Linked DNA regions of Mus musculus: region 2 is linked to region 1. The links are chromatin loops, found by intact Hi-C in ENCODE. Cell type or tissue: heart. All regions are shown on one strand.

What was found. Peaks named below come from ENCODE experiments on the same cell type or tissue, not always from the same donor. Only the 100,000 strongest peaks of a DNase experiment are listed, where the experiment ranks them.
Region 2: it touches region 1 in a loop (7-fold over the local background); 13 of 42 quality-filtered maps call a loop at or near these places.

What each region holds. Positions count from the first base shown.
Region 1 is chr2:106,969,891-106,977,890 of GRCm38, forward strand. Arl14ep (ADP-ribosylation factor-like 14 effector protein) reads right to left here and starts at 4,507. Exons shown (of 5, transcript NM_001025102.2): 1 at 4,382-4,507. In heart, no CTCF peak of the experiment used is centred here; a DNase peak (open chromatin) is centred at 4,541; H3K4me3 peaks cover 1,690 bases; H3K27ac peaks cover 1,481 bases.
Region 2 is chr2:107,876,231-107,884,230 of GRCm38, forward strand. No RefSeq gene overlaps it. Among named protein-coding and RNA genes, the nearest start is that of Gm23439, 6.4 kb to the right of the region's middle. In heart, a CTCF peak has its summit at 3,609 (motif pointing left); no DNase peak of the experiment used is centred here.

The sequences.
Region 1 (8,000 bases):
TGCTGGAAACTAACACACTGTATGCTTTACATAATATACAAATGTTAAAAAAATACAAAAGACCTTTATGGAATTCTACAAATTCAGTACTATTTCACTCAAAACACAAATGGAAAGCCCCCTCTGCCATCCTGCTTGAGTGTGGAAGCTGACTGCAGATAGAGTACAAGTCCAAAAATGGTGAGAGTAAAGAAGGGCTGATTTACTAGAAAGCTAAGTAAAGACACTATGGTACTGCTGTAGTGCAGACAAACAGACTGGGGTTTGGTGTATGACGAGGTCCTGTGTTACTGTGGTAAATAGATGGCATTACACACCAAAGTGAAAAGGATTACTGGCTAACATGAAAAAAGAAAAATTTCTTCTGGATCAACAAACACAACACAGATGAACAATCACACATAAAAAGCCTAAGCAAACCTTTATGAGGTTGCCATACCACAACCATCTTCTACCTCCAGACATAGGGAATCATCCCACTGTCATCTTGGCCTGGTAACCATAGCAACTAACTGATACATTGAGATTAGAATGGCAAAGGAACTGTAATCACTTCACAGGAAGTGAACTGGCAGGATAACTGCAGGAAGGACTCAAGGATGTAACCTCTAGGAGGCTGCCATTCATGAGGGCATTACCCATATTCCTGTAAATAATCCCAAAGTTCAATACCATAAGCCAAACAAACTCCCTAGCTCACCAGTGGTTACACTGGTGGGATCGTTATTTAGCTTTGTGGCTGGTGGCCTAGTTGTGGTAAACAGATGTTTGTTTAACCTCTGGTAAACAGGGAAAGTTTGTGCAAGGAACTGTGGGGCCTGCTGTGTGAGTACTATGAGGGCCTGCAAAATCCGTTAACAAGCAGAGGATACACTGTAGTCCTTGAGACTCCAGTGTATGTAGGCTGAGACTGCCAGAAATGCATGACTGCAGCTGCATGGCCCTGAAGGCAGCTGCATGGCCCCTGCTATGTATTATATAAGACTCAACTCGGTGGGCAATCTGGATCAAAGAGAGAAAGAAGAAAGAAAAAAAGAGATGGAGGTGCTGGTTGCCATTTCTTATAGGGACCCCAAAACTTGGAACCCAAGGAAAGAATCTAATAGGGTAGTGAAGGAGAAAACAAGGTGGAAATGATCCTCAGTACAGGAGAAAGAAAATTCACAATTCAGCGTGCACGTGGCCTGCAGCAGGAAACTGAGACTACTCTGCCCTGAACTCCCTGTATCAGACACAAAGTCCTGGGTTCAAGTCCCAGCACCGTAGAAACAAATGATGGAATACTCCTACTGTCTCAGCATCTGGGAGGCTGGCTGATTAGAAACTCAAGGTCGGGCCGGGCGTGGGGGCGTGGCGCACGCCTTTAATCCCAGCACTCGGGAGGCAGAGGCAGGCGGATTTCTGAGTTCGAGGCCAGGCTGGTCTACAGAGTGAGTTCCAGGACAGCCAGGACAGCCAGGGCTATAAAGAGATACCCTGTCTCGAAAAATCAAAAAAAAAAAAAAAAAAAAAAAAGAAAAAAAGAAAAAAAAAAGAAACTCAAGGTCTTCCTCAGCTCCCTCCCTGGAGGCCAGCCTGGGCTAGAAACTGTCTCAAAAGAGGGGGAAAGGTCATCTTAGAACTCAGGAAGTTTATGTTTAGAAATCCAAGTCCTTAAAGTACTATAATTTTTGATGGGTCAATTGTAGAAAATTAAACTGTCCATCTAATCACTGCATTTGAAACGAACCAACCAACCGAAAAAGCAAATCGTGTATAGTTGCTTTACATACACGAATGTCTGTGTCCTACATGGCTGCAGGGCTAGAAAGTGGAGCATCAGATGCCATGGAACCGGAGTTCCAGTTGTTAGCTGCTATGTAGGTGCTGGGTTCAACCCAGGTCTTTGGGAAAAGCAGCCAGCGCTTGTAACTGCTGGCCCATCTCTTCAGTCCCAGTCACTGCATTTTTTTTGTTTTTTTTGTTTTTTAAAGTAAGGATCTCTTTGGAGTCATGGTTAAAGGAGAATTTTCAACAGTTGTTGCCAGATACAGAATTATTAGCTAAATCTGCATATTTGTGCTTTTATCAGTTATGTCCTACATATTGCTAAAAGGTTAATCCCATCTGTCTGAAATTCATATCTAAGTGCACAGTCAGGTATCTTTCTTTTTTTTTTTTTTTTTTTTTTTTAAAGATTTATTTATTTATTATATGTAAGTACACTGTAGCTGTCTTCAGACACTCCAGAAGAGGGAATCAGATCTCGTTACGGATGGTTGTGAGCCACCATGTGGTTGCTGGGATTTGAACTCCTGACCTTCGGAAGAGCAGTCGGGTGCTCTTACCCACTGAGCCATCTCACCAGCCCCGGTATCTTTCTTTTTATCTGCTAAATTTGGCACCTCCATTTTCAGAGCCTTTTAGGAAGCAAAGCCTTCTTTGGTTCTAGCTCTTCTTATTTGAGTTAAAATAGATTTCCTGAAGAACAACTTACAGGAACTGCTCAGTTTAAATTTCCTACGGGAGGGATGGAGTTTCTTTCCTAGACAAGACTGTTGGCAACAGACAGGATGGCTCAGTCAGTACATTGCTTGCCATTGCCACACAAGTGTAGGGACCCAGGCATTGAACCTGCAAAAGCAAACAAGCCAAGTGCTCTGGTGCCCAAATGTAATCCCAGTGTTGGTAAAACGGAGGCAGGAGGGTCCCTGGGGCTTGTTGGCCAGTTAGACGTTCTTAATGACAAATATTAACACCAAAAGCACTATACTTTAATGCCTGAATGGATCAGTGGGTCTGCAGGCCCTTCATAGATGTGTGGCATTGTCTATGCATCTATTTTGTTTTCCAAACAGCAAAAAATAACTCTGACAAGGATTTAACTAAATGACCTACTCCAGGTTGTTCTTCTTCTTCTTCTTCTTCTTCTTCTTCTTTTTTTTTTTTCCTGAGACAGGGTTTCTCTTGTATAGCCCTGGCTGTCCTGGAACTCACTTTGTAGACCAGGCTGGCCTTGAACTCCACCTGCCACTGCCTCCCGAGTGCTGGGATTACGCCACCATGCCGGGCTACAAAATATTTCTTAATCCAATTTTAAGTTACATTGTCTCTAGGCCCACCAAGTTTGGCCAATCACAGGTCAAGTCAGCAAAACCTCCTCAGAGTATGGTGGCTCGGGGGTCACATATTCTCCAGCCACCATGGGATCCAGTCATCTGTATACCCCACTTGTTCGTATCAATTCTTCAAGCATCACTAATTCCTCCTTCACCTCGGAGGTTTCCATCAACCTATGTAAAAGAGTAAACTTCCAGTCTTTCTGCTTTACAGCAACACCATACTCTGCTACTTGTTAGTGCATTATATGCAAAGCTCCAAAGGCAAGGCACTACCGGATTCCCTCAACAGCCAAGGCTTCTCTAATTAGCAAATTCTGACACTTTACTCTTTAGAAATTTTTTGAATAAACACAAGGTCAGAAATTCCTAGAGTCCCAAATGGCAGACTCTCCTTGAAATCGATGTGATCGGATCCCACTTCTCTGCAATGATCCCCACCACAACCCCGCGTGGGATTCACTCATTAATGCCCCTACTCTCTGCCAATGCCTCAACTCATCAGACATAATCAACAGCACTAGGGTAGAAAAAAATTTAAAACAAAACGAAACAAATGAAACCCTCAACCCACCAAAGTGCGTAACTAAATATCACACGGTTAGAACTGCGAAGATTGTGAATTTTAAAGACGGTCTGGAGAGATGGTTCCAGAAGACCCAAGTTAATTCCCAGCACCCACGCCGGTGGCTCAGACTATCCTGTAACTCCAGTTTCAAGGTAATCCGACGCCCTGTTCTGATCTGTCGGGGCTCCAGCCACGCACTGCTGGCACATACATACTGGCAAGACATCCATCCATACAAAATAAAGTAATAAAACAAAATGTTTTTAAAGTTAGACTTGGGAGGCAGAGGCAGGCGGATCTCTGTGAGTTCTAGGTTAGCCTCGTCCACATAGAGAATTCCAAGTCAGCCAAGACTACACAGAGAAACTGTCTCAAAAAACAAAACAAAACAACAAAACTTAAAAGCCCCAGGCCTGGTTACTCGTTTCTGTAATCTGAGCTACTCAGGAGGGGCTTGATGAGTTGGAGGGTAGTTTAGGACATTTGGCACGAGTGAGTCCTCACAAAGAAGCTGAGGATGAAGCTCAGCAGTGGCGAGGCCCTGGTTCAAATAAAACCCTGCAATCTGATGCAGTGGCGGACCTACTGTGTGCAGGGTAGAGCCGGGTGCCAGGCTGCTACAAGCCCCTTCCGCCGTACAAGCCTCCCCTCCCAACACTCCTCCCGGTTCACCGCGGCCTCCCACATTCAAGTGCCATCGGTAGAGTCCACTCACAGCCCTACGGCCCGACCCGGCCCGGTCCACCTGAGCTGCCACGGGTCTCCGCTGGGCTCCGGAAGCACCGTCTCTGCACAGGCCAAGCTCGGCTTTCCACACCACCGCCGGCCCCGCGCAGAAACCGAGAGGACGGCGAGGGCGGCTAGAGAGACCGCTTGTACCATGGAGAGGAACCAGGAGGAGCCTAGAGCGGAAGCCAGCCCGGAGGCCTCCGGAGGAGGAAGGGCTGGGTGCGGGGGACAAGGGGGGATGACTCAATCCAACGCAAGAGTTGCTTCAGTTGCTCGCCCGCCTTGGGGAACTTGTATCCTCTCCTGAGGTTGGGGAATTGGGAGGCTCTTGGAGGCCCTTAGCAAACACAGGTTTCCTTTACTTCGTTTGCAAATCTGTTCTGTGCAGGACACCAAACAAACGCACCTAGATAGCCCTAATCCTGGAGGAGAGTTAAATGCAACTCAAGGAATGGACCTTTTATTTAAAGTCTCACATTTTATTTTTTGATCCATTCCAACTAAACATATTCTAAAACGCTCTCTCTATTATATATTGTAAAAAAAAAAAAAAAGTCTAGATCTTTGAGTAAAAGGTACACCACAGGAAATTAACCTTTACATTTTGGGGGTGGAGAGAAGAGGTGTAATCATTGTTGTTTTGAGGTGCGTGAGTTTTTGTTTTAATTTTGGGACAAGGTTGCAGCCAGGTAGTTGAGGCTGGACCCTAGAACTCTATAGGTAGTCCACGCGGCTATGAATATAACGTTTTCTTGGTTTTGAGAATTTGACACATATGGTGTGTTTGGATCAACTCCACCTCCAGTGATGTCATCTAGAAGTGCAGGACTGGGTTCGGTTCTCTTTGTCAGCTCAAGGATTAAAAAGGAGGACAGCATTACCTGAAATTTTTGGGTGTCCCTGCAGAGTCAACATATGATAACCTAGGAATTTGGGTTCCTTCCTGGGGATCTTAGTTTTATTAATAAAAGAATAAACTAAAACAGAACAACTCAAGGACAACTTATTAGAATTTTAAAAAGAAAACCCAAGAGCAGGCAATTTGTTAATCTTTAAGTTGTCCCAAAGAGGAAGATGTAGAGTATAAATATGACCGGCCTCAGTGGCAGACAGCCTTGGGGTGAGAGGTGGAACTTCCGCAAAGAGGAGGAAGTCTAATGCTAAGTTAGAGAGCTCTGGCCAGCACCTGAAGGAAAAAGATGGAACAATAAATAGTTACACAGTTTTTTTGTCGTGCCTCAGAAAGCAGGTCAGACCCATTGAGGTCAGCCAAACCTAACCAAGGCTCTGCTCTTAGGACTGAATGGGGCATTGGAAGGAGTCTGGGAAGGGAAAACTTGCTCTTAAGCTGAACCTACCTTCCTAGTAGATGTCTCCCAGCCAGACCCTGACCTGCCCCATTGGATTAGACCTTAAGGGAAGAGACTAGGGCATGCCTACAGCTAGGCAGAGATTCCACTCCCTTCTACCTTCTCTCACGTAAAGGCAGGTATATTGGGTTTTGTTTTCGTTTGCTTGTTTTTTAAAAACCCAGAGTCCATTCATTGCTGTCAGTATTTGCTATGTGAGGCTATCCATGAAAGAAAATCAGGAAATGCATCCCTGAAGAAAATTGACTCTCTTCACCAATAGGCATCAAACATCAAAAGCTCCTCAGAAGAGTGGGATTTCGTGGGGTCCTCTCTGTTAGGTCCAAAGTGGCCCCTTGAAATAGTGGTGCTGGTGACAGTGTCCTAAACAGAAGGACCCTGGCTAGGTACTTAGAAGCCTAAAGGCAGGAACCTCCCTTAATCTTTCAGGAGCCTCCTTTACCCTGCCCTGAATGACAACTACCTTGGGCAAGGTATCTAGTTCTCAGCCAATGTGAGCGGCCTACATCAGCTCAAAGATGCCCTTCAGTTGCTCCCCTTATTCCCCAGTAGTCTTGATAGCTTGGTCACCAGTAAGCCCTTCTTTGTGTGGAGTGGTCTAATTCAATGGTTTCACTCCACCCTGGATTCCAAACAGCTGTGTCATTTGGAAGTCTATAAGACACCCCCACCCCCCACCCCAGCCAACAACTTGAAGAACAGCAACTCATACCTAGTACTGGGTAGGCAACGTATGAGGTTATTTTAGATGTCTCCAAAAATGTGACTGAATTAGGGCTGACAAAATTGTCACTTTAGATATATCATGATAACAGTTTTTCTCGTCTGATTTTGACTGCAAGTGACCCTCTGTTCCACCATATTTTCTATTTATTTTAACTTTGGCATGCCTTATAGTTTACTAACTTACTACATATATTTAACACAATTCTGCCTATGTTTCACAAAGTGCACGCTTACTCATATCCTAAATTTAAAACATCCCACAAGCTTTGCATTTATCTCCTAAGCTACTCGCATACTTACTGGCTACAGTTACCACTTCTTATGAATTTCATCCATCCTTAATTAAGCTGCAAAGGCACTCAGCATCATTGGAGTGGAAGGCTTGGGGAGGCAAGTAGAAGACAAATGGTGTCCTTTTCATGCTGCATTAGCTACTGTGTTTTATCCTGATGAAAACTGTAAAACTTTTTAAAAAAAGGAGTGTGGAATGAAGGAGGGGCCAGGACCCAGAATCTCTTATGCTGATGCCAGTGCCTCAAATAAGGCTATGTCTCTATGGGGCTAACGGGGTTTAGGGTAAGAAAGCTTCTCTTCCTCCTGGTTCCCCAACCTAAGCATCATGAGGTATTGGGTTCTGTCCTTTAGGAGATGCTAACTGGTCCTTGGGAGAGTAAGGTTGAGAGACTCCTAAGCATCCTATAATATATAGGATGGTCCCTGCAATTGCTAACTGACTCAATATTTCAAGCATTTGAAACCCTAACCTAAAGGAATGAGGAAGGCTCACTGAGGATAAGAGCTGATCAAGAAGCAGAACTGGGATCTCCTGGCTGATTAGATAGAGATAATGGGAAGGGGAAGATGGTTTTGGCTTGTGGAGCTGTAGCACAGATGGAAGAGTGAACCAGAATGAATGAGTGGAGCGAAGGCTTCCGGTGTTACAGGAGCTGTGCTTGTGATAGAGATAGCAGGTGAAGAGAGTCAGGATAGAGGATTCTAAGCTGGAAGATGCAGGTTGGGAAATGCTAGTCTGTAATTACTGCTGCATCCTTAGGGATGAGGTAGGTAAGGGCGAAAAAAAGTTAGCCAGTGAATGCATGGTGTAAAATGAGAAACAGTACTGCAAATGAGTCTGGAATCCTGGGCCCTCATTTGTTATCCTAAATCAGATTCTACAGATAAAGCCCAGGAATATAATGTTCTGCAAACGCCCTTGGGTGGTTTTGAAGCATAATGAAGTTTGAGAACAATAAATGGAGACATTAGAAGAGCTATCTGAGAAGGAGCAGGAGGTGAGGTATCAGGGAGACTACAAAGGCAGAGTTCCCACAACCCAGCGAAGGAGATCGCTGAGAACCAAGCACACAGAGTTCCCACAATCCCTGGAAGGAGAGAACCAAGAACAAGGCTCTCTGCTGAAATAGCTGCTGCAGGCAGAACTGAGAACAAGGCTCTCTGCTGAAATAGCTGCTGCAGGCAGAACTGACCAGCTCCCTATATTCCCAGGTA
Region 2 (8,000 bases), 910 kb after region 1:
GTGCCACAGAGTAACCTTCAGTAAGGATATGAATAGTACAGATAAGGGTGTTCATGGGGGCCTTTGGAGAGTTGGTAGAGAAAAATTAAGGAGGCTACTTACTACAGGATTTCTCAGTCTTTGATAAGTTATTCTGCTTTAATTTCCTGAAAGGGGAACATAGAATAAAACATTTCTCAACAATGTTTTCAACAGACTTCTGCCTCCTTTCTCTCCTTACAAAACGATCTCACAGCCTGTCAAAAACAATTTAGAGAATGCTGCTTCATAGTGAAATTACCATTTCTCTTGATGGTGCCATATATTTTCATCTCCCTTCAGAAAAGAAATGAATTGAAACTCTGAGTCATGGTGACCGTTACCTATGTGCCATAAAAGACAATTTGACCTTGATTGTCCATGCCCTTTGCTTACCATAACCCTTGCACAGACATCCTGTGGACTCGGATCATTGCTGTATCTCTGAAAATGTGATGAGCTGAACATGGCAAAGAAAGTTCTATTGTCAGGTAGCACAGTAGAGTAGTGGGAGACATTGGGACACAAGCCCACTTTTGCTACGCCTTTGTAAATGAGAGGTCATGGTCAAGTAGGCATAAAGGCATCCTTTGCAGCCCTTCCTCCATTGTAGCTTCCTTCCTAAGTGAATTGCAAATTCATTTATAGAAGCTGGTGGGCACTTTATAAGGTATTTTATTGCTTGCTGATATCAATATCCATTTTCTATGTCTTGCATCTAAAAGCTGGTCTGATAAAGTCCAGCATCAATTATCTTGGAAGTTAAGTCATTTAAGTCATATTTGTACTGAGCAAGGGTTTTTTGAATTTTGTAAAAAGCATTTTTACTTTTTAAGATAAATATTCTTCAGACAATATCTGAAGAGTTCTTAAATGGGAAGCCCAATTTGAAGCAGATAAAAGGCAGACAGGTTATGGATCAGGGATTATACTTTGAAGGTCCCTGTTTAATACTTTCCAAACACATTTACTGTTGATTCATATTATCAGCTATGCTGTCAGTATCAGTTAACTGATAACTGAGTAATATTAAACATCTACGGACTCTCTATTATGTGAATAAGTTCTATCTTTCTAACCATCTATCTACCTTTTCATACCTATAACTTTGAAATTTCCTTATATGGCTAACATAAATTTGAAGAGTAGTTTAAAAATTGTGCCTTAAAGAAATTTCCCTGGATTATCTATTTGGGCCCAGTACAAAACACAGGTTCCTCTTAAGGAAGAAACTGCATGATTTGGGTTTAAAGAATGTGAGTCAGCTGTGAAACTGGAAGTGGTAGATTGATGGATCCTCTGTAGAGTCCCAACCAAAAATATAAATGGCTGCTAAAAACTGAAAATAATGAAACAAATGCATATGACTCCATGAATTTGGAGGTAATCAGCTTTTACAACACCTACAATTGTTTGAAACTGAATCCAGATTTCTGATTTCTAGAACTTGTTAAAATAGTTACAAAAATCTAATACAAGTTTTAAGGCTACTAGTTACTTCAGGAGACAGCCTCTAGGTGCACAAGGCTAAGCATGAAAACCTGTCCCAGAATAACTGTGGCATCTGAAACCTTTGACACTAGCCTTCATGATCTCTTGCCCTATTATCTATGGCATTGCAGAAAATATTACTGAGACCTTAGTCACACACATATTTAAAGAATCAATATAATATAAATTTTATGATACCTGGTTCAACAGTCTAAGGACTCAAATATTGTTTGTTGTCCTTGAGAAGGGATCATTAACAAAATCTCTGTGAGGAGACTTCCTAAGTCACGTGGTTAGACTGTGACCCCAACAATCCATATTCCGTACATTTGCCAGATAAGTATTTAGAATATATCAACATGAGGCCATTCTTTGTTTTAACACTCTACAGGTGGTCCCTACTGCCCTTCAAATTAGTGTAGTGAGTAGCCTGTGCCAGTCCCTATGTGTGGAGATCATGTATTGTTCTTGATTAATGAAATAAAAAAATACCAGATATCATTAGCCATATTTTGTTTTTCGGAGAGCTGTTGTGAACCCTTTCAATGATTAAAGGAAGGCACAATCTTATCTGTGCTTTAATTGATATATAGCTTCTATAATACATAGCTGACATACTCTTGGACCACTTGGCATAGTCTAGTGAGGAAAGACAATAGCATGTAAATACATAAATGAACAAGGTGTGCTGGAGTGGTAAAACTGAAACACAATATCAACATGATAGCAGCCATTGAGCGGCAGACTCTCTGAAGGATTGGGGATTTGATGAACTGATACCGAAAGCGTAAAAAGGGTCAGTTATACTCAGAAATGGAGCATTTTGGACAGAGGTGGAGATTAGTCCAAAGAAGTAATGATTGGCATATTGATGTGAAGAGCAAGAGGTCTTTTGTTCTGCTGAAGTAGAGGAAGAGAAGAAGGTATGATTTATTAGAAAAGCCGGTAACCTCTGGGTCATGAATAGATTGGAATAGCAGTTAATGATTTTGAATTCCTTGAGTCATAATGTGTTTTTTGGCGAGGATTTTATTTATTTTTTGTTTGTTTGTTTGTTTGTTTGTTTTCGAGACAAGGTTTCTCTGGATAGCCATGGCTGTCCTGGAACTCACTCTGTAGACCAGGCTGGCCTCAAACTCAGAAATTCACCTGCCTCTGCCTCCCAAATGCTGGGATTAAAGGCGTGTGCCACCACTGCCCAGTGGGAGGATTTTAAACAAATAAATTATATTGCATGAATCATATCCCAAATTATAAGTCTGGTTAACATATAGGATATTGATAATAGAGGGGCAAATGGAGAAAGAAAGACTATAACTGAAGAAATTTGCCAGGCAAAACCATTAATAGGTTGGACAGTAATGAGAGCAGGAAATATGAAAATAAATGAAATTTTTCTCAATGTATTTTAGAGGTGTAGTCAAAGTTCTTCTAGAGGATGGGTACATCGAGAGGATGTAATAGAAATGGATAGTGTTTCCTGTATATTTGTAGGAATAAGAAAAATATTGTTTATTCTAAAGATGCCAAGACCTTTTGAGTCATAAGGTTTGGGAAAGGAAATTGAGTTCTGTTTTTGTGGGTTTAAGTCTAAGGTGTTTATTAGTTATCCAAGTGGACATAGAGAGATGTAAGTTAAATTTTTGTATCCAGTATTCACAAAATCAATACATTTCATGACTAAATAATAAAAAGTTTACATATTTTGATTAAGTATTTAATGGGAAGAAATGCTAATACAATTTACTTTCACTTTTTATTTTGCTAGGATAGCCATATGCTGATGTGAGATTTAGCTTATTCCATTATTGTGAACTTTACATAGAGTGTTGGTGGGGTTTTGCTTGTTTGTTTGTTTGTTTAGTTGGTTGGTTTGGTTTGTGTGGTGATAATATAGAAATATTCCCCAAAATTATATTCATTGTCTTATTAATTAATTATTTTATTTATTTACTTCCTGAATGTTGTCCCTGATCTTCTCTATCAGAGTTCTTTTCCCCATTCTACCTACCTCCCCTTTGCCACTAAGATATTCATTCTTATAAAAAAGAATTCAGTGAAAACTGCAATAACAGATACCATTTTATTCTACTGCCACCTAGTGGCATTATTCAAACTTAGAAAGAGAAACTAAGTTCACAATGTAGATAAGTGTCTTCAGAATACCAGAGAGCAGTGAGCCCCTATCCCTTCCTCATTTCCCCTGGACAACATGAAATTTGCAGTAAAACAGTGACTCAGGTCGATGGCTACTCTAGAATGGTTTTCTTCTTTAGCAATTTCTACACAGATATCAATTGCGTTTTTTTTTTCAAATTATGCTTTATTTATTCCATTGTGTGTGTGCTTTGTGTGTGTGTGTGTGTGTGTGTGTGTCCGTGTGCACACAACTGAGCCATCATCTAAGGTCCTAAATTTTCTTCTCTTAAAACCAACACTTAGAAATATATGTAGGCTATTTTGTAATACTCCTTTAATGTTTTTCATAACATTTATCAACTCTTGAACCCAAAGGGGGAATGGATTTTGTTAGTATTATGAGAAAATATTGAAAAATGGATAAAATCCAGGCAATATCTTATTGAACATGCCTCTTGGGAGTTGAGGGAGTTGTGCTTGAGAAAATCCTAGAGGGTGTGGAGATTATGAGCTAAGAACACTTTTTTTTTTTTTTTGCAGGCAATGCACCTGTGATTTGATTTATAGCTGCTGTTTAATAATCATGTAATCTTGAATGTGTGCCTACACTGCTGCATGCAGTTTTTGCTATAGAAATCCTACTATATATGGTTATAGTTAGGGATGTTTGCAACTCTTAAAATGTATCAGAGTATGAATAATATCCAAGTCTGACAAAAACAACAGATTTAAGAACCACGTGGCATTGGAAGGATGGCACAATACGTTTACAAATCTATTGAGGAGGGGTGTGCCCTAACATAGAGCAGGCCTCATGGGAAAGCAGGGTAGGGAGTCAGGCGGCAGGCACAGGTAGAAGAAAATATGATCTTGGTTCTTTATTCTGGATTTCATTGGAAATAACAGACAAAGCAAAGAAGCAGATGCAAGATTGTCCAGTTTAAATATTGTCAACAGTCTCTGGAGAATAGAAGCCACCCATAGTTGTTTGGGTCCTGGGTTTTAGGTGCAGGAAAATAGTAGCTAAGTAAAGACACCATAGAGATTGGGTCTGGAAATGAAGGCTTGTGGTGCGGGCATGTGGTCCCAATTAGTAGACAGGTTCAGGGGTCCCAAGCTGAATAGTGAGTTCAAGACCAGATTTTAAAATGTATTGAAAATTTCTTAAAATATTAAAAAGATGCCAAGGATACCACAGCTCTCATAAGGCATAGTTCTGAAAGCCAATGATGTTGAAGTAGAAGAAGAAGGTCATGGCCTTGTTTGACTCTTAGAGAGTCGAAAAACAAGGGCCTTATCTGGTGCACTTAGTTGCTAAAGTCAAGTCAATGGCTTTCTCCTTTTCTGTCTAGGTTTGCTTTTCTGTGAATTACAAAGAAGTCCCTCGAACTTCTGGCTTCAGAGTGACACTTCCCTATGTGAAACTACGGAAATTGAAGGTCTGACTGATTAGCCATCAATAGAGGTTTATGGCACTGATTTTAGCTTTGGTGTTTATATATATTTCTCCTGCTAACTTTAGTTATACTGATGGAAATTTGAAGAGATAAAGTTGCTTTTGGTGAAGACTGTGATTATAATAGCAGAATGGAATGAATATACAGAGAGGATCAAGAAGGTTGAAATATATACAGTGCTTGAGCATGCCATGAAACTGTAATTCAAGCTTGGCTAAGAGGAGGATAAGTAAATGTGGTGAGTGAAGCAGAAGTTGGAGCATCAGTAGTGAGCCAGTAACCAGCTTCAGTTTCTATTTCTTGGTTCCTGCCTTCAGCCTTCACCCTCAATTCCCTTCATGAGAATTAAACTAATCCTCTTTCTTTCCTAGTCACTTTTGATTATGGTATCTATCATAGTGACATAAAGAAAACAAGGTCACCCCCACACTGAATCAGAAACTCAATTTCTCATGGACTTAATAGTCTGAGGCAATGCAAGTGTGCTCTAGTTTGGTCAGAACCCTGAGAGTCTAACTATACCACACCACTCTGTCGGCCACACACCTTATTACAAACCTAATCTGAAATTGCTTTAGCACTCAGGAAACACCAATGAAGAATGTGATTCAAGCCCAAATTCTTACCTAAGGTCCAGAGTCTGGTCATCTGCTGTGTCTGCTGAGCATCTTCTTTGTGGTGTTTCACAGTTTCCACTGATAGAAGGCAAATTGTTGTTCTCTTTCATACTCTTAGTCTCATTGATATATAAAAAAATCTAGAAGTGGATGTGGAAGAAGTTCAAGAACAGCTCTTTGTGGAGTTTGAAAGAAAAACAATAGGACAGACAAGGTGCAATATTGGTAGTTGCCAGGAGAAGGAAGATGGAGAAGAGGCAGAGAAGAGGAGAGAAAAACATATTATTTGAGATAGATTAGAAGTTCAGCAATGGAGGTTATCAACCAATCACAAGTTAGACAATCAGTCACATGGGGACAAACAGTGGAGAGAAGAGCATCAGACCATGCTTGAGAAAGCCCAGAGTGTCAAGAAAATCATGCTTTAGAATTGAGCAATGTTTGAAAGAAAATAAGACAGAAAATGAGGAAAAGGAAAAGGACAAGTTGTATTACAGGAAGAAAGCTCTGTAAGTGTCTGTACCAGAGGAGGGGGTTGGGTAGGATAACATTCTATCTCCTTGAGTGTTTATTTAGTCCTTTCCTTTCCTTAGCCTCTCTTCCGGAAATTCAGATTTGCTTAGACCAAGGCAGTAGACTCTGGGACTCATGATTGGCCCATCTGAATTAATTTTTAAAATTTTATTTTTATGTTTTTTTTTCTTTTTTTAATTAGATATTCCTTATTTACATTTCAAATGCTATCCCCTTTTCTAGTTTCCTCTCCGAAAGTCCCCTATAACCATCCCCCTGTCCTGCTCCCCAACCTACCCACTCCTGATTCCTGGCCCTGGCATACCCCTGTACAGGGGCATATGATCTTCACAAGACCAAGGGCCTCTCCTCCCATTGACGGCTGACTAGGCCATCCTCTGCTACATATGCAGCTAGAGACAGGAGCTCTGAAAGTATTGCTGGGGCTCAAAGGTAACCACGAGGTACATCTAAAATAGCCTCCAAGGCTATTGAAATAGTAGTTTGTACTACTACTGTAGAAGATGTTCTTGTAGAATTTGATTGTAGGAAAAATGAGGTCTCTAGTTTTGCAATTTCCATTAGTGTGTAATCTTCATTTGAAATGTTATTGAAATAATACAAAGAAATGGCAATAATTCCATGCCAATGCGCTTGACAAAGATTACATAGTAAATTCTTTAAAAGGCTCTAACAATTGAAGCTCAGTTTAAAAAAAAAGGTATACTATTATAACTGCTCTATTGAAGAAAATCAATTTTATTGTTAAAGTAGTCATCATGGCCAATTGGTCTTTGTATAAGAAGTACAAGGTTACTGTAGCTATCAAAGTTAATCAATGCAATTTACTATATTAGAAAATATTGGGGGAAAATCTTATTAGACTCAACTGTCATAAAAGTATTCAACAAATCCAATATCTATCTTTTGTGAAATTCTTCTCACAGTAGCATAGAAAATAACTTCTTTGGCTTAATAAAGGCCACTCACAAAAGACTTATGAACCTTATGTTGAGAGACTGAATTTTTTTCCTCTTTTAGATAGGAATAATAGACAGACCTCCTTTGGTGAATTCTACTCAACATTGAATTGTAAAATTTTCCTGCAATATAAAAAATATAAAAAGACTCTTGTTATGCAAAAGCTTTATTTGTATGATTGTCTATGTGGAAAATTAGATGTACCCTACAATAAAATCATTAAAACTAACAAATGAGTTAAACAAGGATGGAGGGCACAAGATGAACTGTTTTGTAAAGACGAATTGAATTTCTACGTACTAACAATACACATATATAAATGAAAGAAATCACCAATTATTATAGCAACAAAACTGGAATAGTTAGGTATAAATGTACAGAAATCACATAATGCCTATAGAATTCTTAAGCATCCTTGAAAGCAATTTTAAAAACTAAAAATGATTCATGAGTTGAAAGGTTCAGTATTGTCAGTTTATATGTAGCTCCAATACTATCTCAAGCAAACTCATAGCCATTTTTATAGAAATAGAAATGTGTTTATTATGGGACGACAAAGGACCTGGAATAGCTAACAAACATAAGGGGGAGCAGGAAGTTGCAACACTGACCTTGCATCGGGAAGGAACTCAGGTTTTTATTATGAAGGCAGGTTGGTAGGGCTGTACCAAATTTCAAAAGCAAATAAACTAAAGTAAAATCAACTTAACAAAATATAAAATATGTGCTGTTTCTTCCCTTTTACAGGTTCTTTGTGAATTTCATATTATGCACCCTAATCCCC